Regions from separate parts of the Homo sapiens genome. Here region 2 is linked to region 1. Evidence: chromatin contacts called from ENCODE Hi-C or POLR2A ChIA-PET data. All regions are on one chromosome and are shown on one strand. Each heading gives the region's core, a stretch centred on a gene start or an enhancer-like site at or near the end of the contact. The rest is flanking DNA. Distances are from core to core; before and after follow the strand shown. Region 1 holds the start of LRRC37A3 (leucine rich repeat containing 37 member A3). Region 2 has its middle 17 kb from the start of MIR6080.

Region 1 (2,700 bases), core at 106-2,605:
ACTATATGATCATCTTAAAAGATGCTAAGATGTCATTTAACAAAATATAATAGCCATATCTGATTTAAAAAAAAAAAACTTAAACAGAAAAAAAATTGAAATAGGTGAATATACTCAACACATTAAAGGTCTCAAACCAACAGTTAACCATTAAATATCTGCAACAGTTCCATTAAATTGGGATAGCATACTAAGATGCCTATCATTATAACTAACATTTGACATTGTTTTGGAGGAGGTGGTAGGGAATGCAATTTTTTTCTTTTTTCTTTATTACCCAGGTTCCCATCAATGGTAAAGGCAATGTAATTTGAAGAGAAAAAGGAGACATAAATATAAGAAAATCAGATGTGTACATGATTCATGTTTGCAGATGACAAAACTTTATTCCTAGAATAAAGTTATTCCAATCAAAGCAAAAGCTACAAGAAACAATTAGAAAAAAGAATAGGTGGCTGAATTCAAAATTAATTTTTTAAATTAATGAGTTTTCAACTAGAAGCCCCCTAGCAGAGCAGGTATTTTCATAGACAAATTAAAGATTAAATAAGATATCATGGCATAAGTGAAAATATTTAACAAATAAATTATACTTCATCCAATTTTGTAAAAAATACATACATATACCTGTGCCAGGTGCAGTGGCTCACGCCTATAATCCCAACACTTTGGGAAGCTGAGGCGGGCGGATCGCCTGAGCTCAGGAGTTCGACACCAGCCTGGGCAACACGGTGAAACTCCATCTCTACTAAAAAATACAAAAAATTAGCTGGGTGTGGCAGCGAGCACCTGTAGTGACTACACCACTTTGTTGACGGCCGTCCGGACCTGCAGCTGTCCGGGCCAGGTGGCTGCCCCCGCCTCCCCCCGGCCGGGGCGCTGGTGCTGGGGTGGGGCTGGCGGCGGCGGCGGCTTTCTCCGGCTACTGCTGCCCCCCCTGGGCGAGCTCAGCCGCGTCTTGGGCGCCACCTCAGCCTGGGCGGCGGCCCACCTGCCCCGGCTGCTGCCGCGGTGCCGCGAGCGGAACCCCGGATGGGTCCGGACGTGGGCGGCGGCGGCGGCGGCGGGGCCGGGGCGCAGCGCTCCGCAGAGGGAGCCGCGGGCTGCTTGGTCGGCCTGCCCCGCCGGCCCCTCATGTTGGAACCGAGGCGGAGGGAGAAGGGAAAGCGGCCGGGAAGGGGCGGGCGCAATGGGCGCAGTGGGGGCGGCCGGGGCCGGGTGGGGAGGCCAGAGGGGCAGGGCAGGAGGGGCCCGGCCTGCGGAAGCGGTTGGAGGGAGAAGGCTCAATCCGAATGGCTGGGGCCTCACTGCGGATCGCCTTCAGCCGCCATCTTGTTTCTTCCGTTACCGGAGCGCGGTCACGTGAGCTGAGCAGCCTACGAGCCTGGGACGGGGCGAGGTGGCGCGGCGGCCGCTAGGGGGAGCGCGGGAGCATTGAGTCGGGGGCGGAGAGCCTGGGGCGCCGGGGCTGGGCGCAGCGCGGCGCGGCTGGACTCCGGGCGCGGTGGCGCCGTTGAGAGAGACGCGCAGCTCGCGAAATGCCCCGCGGCTAAGGCCTTCGGAGACCATAGTCTCCGCGGACCCCTGGCTGGAGCCCAAAGCCGGCCGGACCTCCTCCCTGCGTCTCCCCTTCCGCGGCTCGGAGAGGAAGGCAGGAGAGCCCCCAAATATTCCCCTCCCGCCCCCTAGGGAAACTGAAGCTGAAAGAGCCAGCGAAAGAAAAAAAAAGTCTCGGAGTGGGGCGGCCCGAGCGACCTAAGGGACGGGGCAGCGCCAGCGACCGAGGGAAATTAGTCGGGGTGGGGGAACAGGGAGACAAGCCCCCAGAATTTAGGAAACTCCTAAATTCTACTAAAAATACAAAAATTACCTGGGCATGGTGGCGGGTGCCTGTAATCCTAGCTACTGAGGAGGCTGAGGCAGAAGAATCGCTTGAACCCCTGAGGTGGAGGTTGCAGTGAGCCAAGATTGCGCCATTGTACTCCAGCCTGGGCTGCAAGAGTGAGACTCCTTCTCAAAAAATAAAATAAAATAAATCAAGAAAAGTCTGGAAACCATGCCAACTGGTGAAATGAATAAAGAAATAAATGTTGTCTGGACTGAGTGGCTCACACCTCTAATCCCAGTACTTTGGAGGCCGAGGCGGGCAGATCACTTGAGGCCAGGAGTTCAAACCAGTCTGGGCAACATGGTGAAACCCTGTCTTTTCTACAATTGCAAACAAATTAGCCGGACGTGGTGGTGCATGCCTGTAATCCCAGCTACTCGGGATGCTGAGGCCCGAGAATCGCTTGAACCTGGGAGGCAGAGGTTGCAATGAACTAAGATAACGCCACTGCACTCCAGCCTGGGTGACAGAATGAGACTAGGTCTCAAAAAAAAAATTATAATTCAGTAACATAGTCAGTTACAAGATAAACATTGAGCCTGCCTCCTAGGTTCAAGCGATTCTCATGACTCAGCCTCCCGAGTTGCTGAGATTACAGGCGTGTGCCACCATGCCTGGATAATTTTTTGTACTTTTAGTGCAGACGGTGTTTCACCATGTTGGTCAGGCTGGCCTCCAACTCCTGACCTCAAGTAATCCACCCACCTCAGTCTTCCAAAGTGCTGGGATTACAAGCGTGAGCCACTGTGCCCGGCCTCAATTTGGGTTTTTATGGAAGCTTCATTACAGAGTCATTAATGATTACACCGTTG
Region 2 (2,700 bases), core at 179-2,678, 120 kb before region 1:
CTAGCCACCTGCTCATCCACCTACCTACCTGCCCATCCACCTAGCCACCTGCTCATTCACCTACCTACCTACCCATCCACCTACCTACCTGCCCATCCACCTAGCCACCTGCTCATTCACCTACCTACCTACCCATCCACCTAACCATCCACCTAGCCACCTGCTCAGCCACCTACCTACCTGCCCATCCACCTAGCCACCTGCTCATTCACCTACCTACCTACCCATCCACCTAACCATCTGCTCATCCACCTAACCATCCACCTAGCCACCTGCTCATTCACCTACCTACCTATCCATCCACCTAGCCACCACCTGCTCATTCACCTACCTACCTACCCATCCACCTAACCATCCACCTAGCCACCTGCTCATCCACCTACCTACCTGCCCAGCCACCTAACCATCCACCTAGCCACCTGCTCATCCACCTACCTACCTGACCATCCACCATCCATCTATCTATCTAATCTATCAAATCTATTTTATCTATCTTTCTATCTATCATTTATCTGCTGGTGCCTTAAGCAGTTATGTTTGTAGCTGCAGGAAACCATCCTCAAACTCTTTCCTCCTGGGGACCAAGACAGCCACCGATAGAGCCCTGCCCAGGGCTGTGGACAGGCACCAAGCTTTTCTCTTGGTTAGCTCCCCCACGTCACACTGCCTGAACCAGTGACCCCAGCTTCCCTTGTTTAGAGGAGCCAAACTCCTCTAAACAGATGAACAGCAGCAGCAAAGAGGAGTGAACACCCCTCTGTCCCTCAGCAGCTGGGCTGCTGGGCTCGAGACTTACCGGGCGCTTGGTGAGGTCCCAGTTGTGGATGATCCTGGCCGGAATCACTGAGGCATCGTCTTGGTGGCAGATGTCACAGTAATAGAGGCCAGAGAAGGCACAGAGCTTGGGTCGTACAAAGGAGAAGCCGATCTGCCGGGAGCAGCCTGGGGAGATGGGTGGAGAGTGAGTGGTGTGGCCAGAGTCAGCTCCTAGTAACTTGGGAGCTGCTGTGGTGGAAAGGATCTGCTGGTTGATTTTTTTTTAAGGTAGGCACAAACACAAGAATAACCACCACTCGTATTTCCACCACTCAGAACTCCCCTACTAATTAATCTTTACAACAACACACTGTAAGAACTATCATTATTTTACAGCTGAAGAAATGGATGCTCAGAGAGGTTAGGAAATCTGTCTGGTCACATAGTGATGAAGTGGCATGGCTGGCATTCAGATCTGGGTTTGGCTGGTTCCAGAGCCTGAGTTCTGCTCCACTACCCCTTGCTGCCTGTGTCCGGTGTCCCCACTGCTGGCTTGGCAATGCCAGCCTCCTCTAGGTCCACCCCTCCACTCGGGCCCCATAATGGAAGCAGCAGAGTAGGGGCTGTGGCAAGCAGTGAAGTAGCTGGGGGACAGGGACCGGGGTCGGGGCTGGCAACAGGGAGTGGATGGGTAGCCAGCAGGGGGCAGGGGAGCGTGCACAGTATCTGATGCCTCGGGACTGTGGGGCAGGGCTGGCTTCAGCCCCCTTGGTTGGAGGTGTCTCCACAGCCGGGGCCAGTGGGAATGGGAGTGGGATGTGCCCTGGGCAAAAAGCAGAGGCCCTGACTCAAACCCTGAACATGTGCCGTAACTCCTCCAGGGGCAGGCAGAAGGGTCCCCGGGCCTTGGGACCAGAGGGCGGGCTCTGCTCCTCACCCGCTGCCTCACCCTGACCTTCACCTGATTTCTTCAAGGTTCCATTTCAGTGACTGTAAAATTCAGCTACTACCAGCTATTTTGTGGGGTTATTACAAAGCTTAAATGAGACAAGGTTCTGCAAGTACCCTGCAAATTATGAAATACAACCCAGATGCCAGTGGTTGGTGTCTGCCACTGAGCCATGCCTGCTGGGTAGAAAGGAAACCCAAACTCCCCGGTGGCACAGTCCCACCCGCTGGTGGGTGGCAGCCATGGTGAGAGTTGCCCCCGCAGCATTCACACCCACAGGCGAGGAACCCTTTCTTGCAAGCCCTGGAGTCCTGGCCCCCTCAGAGCCTGGCCTCCACAGGCTGAAGAGCAAAGTGTGAGTGCTGGGGCAGGCGGGGGAGAGGTCAAGCGAGGCTTGCAGGTGTTTTCTGCAGGAAGCTCTGTTCTGCCTAGCTTCTCCCATCCTCCCGGGGCCAACCGCAGACTGCTTCCTTTCAGACGCTTGAAACAGGCTTCCCTCCAGTCTGTGCCAACAGGACAGCTCCCAAACCAAGGCTCAGCTTCTTGCTCTGGCCTTCTGCAGCAGGACAACCCCCTCACAGGTCACCTAAGGGTCCCATGGTGATGGGATGCCATCTGCCTCTGGATGGTGGGGGGAGTGGGAGGAGCTAACAATGGAACATGGGCAGGGGGATGTCACTCAACCTTGAATAAGACCCTAGAGGGATGCCCTCTAGGGTCCTGCCTATGAGCAAAGGCTCTGGGGCCTGACTGTCAGGGTCCCATTTCTGCCTCTGGCCAGGCATGGTTGCTGATATCTGTAATCCCAGCACTTTGGGAGGCTGAAGCAGGAGGATCACTTGAGCCTAGGAGTTCAAGACTAGCTTGAGCAACAGGGGGAGACCCCATCTCTACTAAAACAAACAAACAAACAAACAAAAAAGGAAAATTCTGCCTCTGCCACTTACTAGCTGTGTGAGCTCAGTAGCAGACACCAACCAGGTACTTACCAGCTC

Evidence for each region. Hi-C counts contacts between places; a loop is a spot of excess contacts on that map. ChIA-PET counts read pairs that join two places held with the same protein, here RNA polymerase II (POLR2A). Pooled maps may share reads with other maps.
Region 2: a loop to region 1 is called in a pooled map, with 2.2 times the contacts of the local background. The contact joins the enhancer-like site here to the promoter of LRRC37A3 in region 1. A Hi-C loop is called at or near these places in 1 of 168 maps with a recorded cell type or tissue (MCF 10A) and 3 of 50 pooled maps. POLR2A ChIA-PET finds 5 or more read pairs at or near these places in 5 of 52 experiments (CD4-positive, alpha-beta memory T cell, K562, MCF 10A and 1 more).

What each region holds. Positions count from the first base shown.
Region 1 is chr17:64,918,123-64,920,822 of GRCh38, forward strand. It overlaps LRRC37A3 (leucine rich repeat containing 37 member A3), which reads right to left and starts at 1,356. Exons shown (of 15, transcript NM_199340.5): 1 at 1,309-1,356; 2 at 628-748. RefSeq lists silencers at 706-1,085, 1,156-1,245, 1,346-1,565 and enhancers at 1,181-1,681, 1,757-2,258, 2,259-2,700.
Region 2 is chr17:64,796,468-64,799,167 of GRCh38, forward strand. It overlaps the pseudogene PLEKHM1P1. Among named protein-coding and RNA genes, the nearest start is that of MIR6080, 17 kb to the left of the region's middle. RefSeq lists an enhancer at 1,588-2,088. Within about 2 kb of position 1,429, at least 2 of the 41 ENCODE cell types and tissues checked have a DNase peak (open chromatin) inside an H3K27ac peak, as active enhancers do.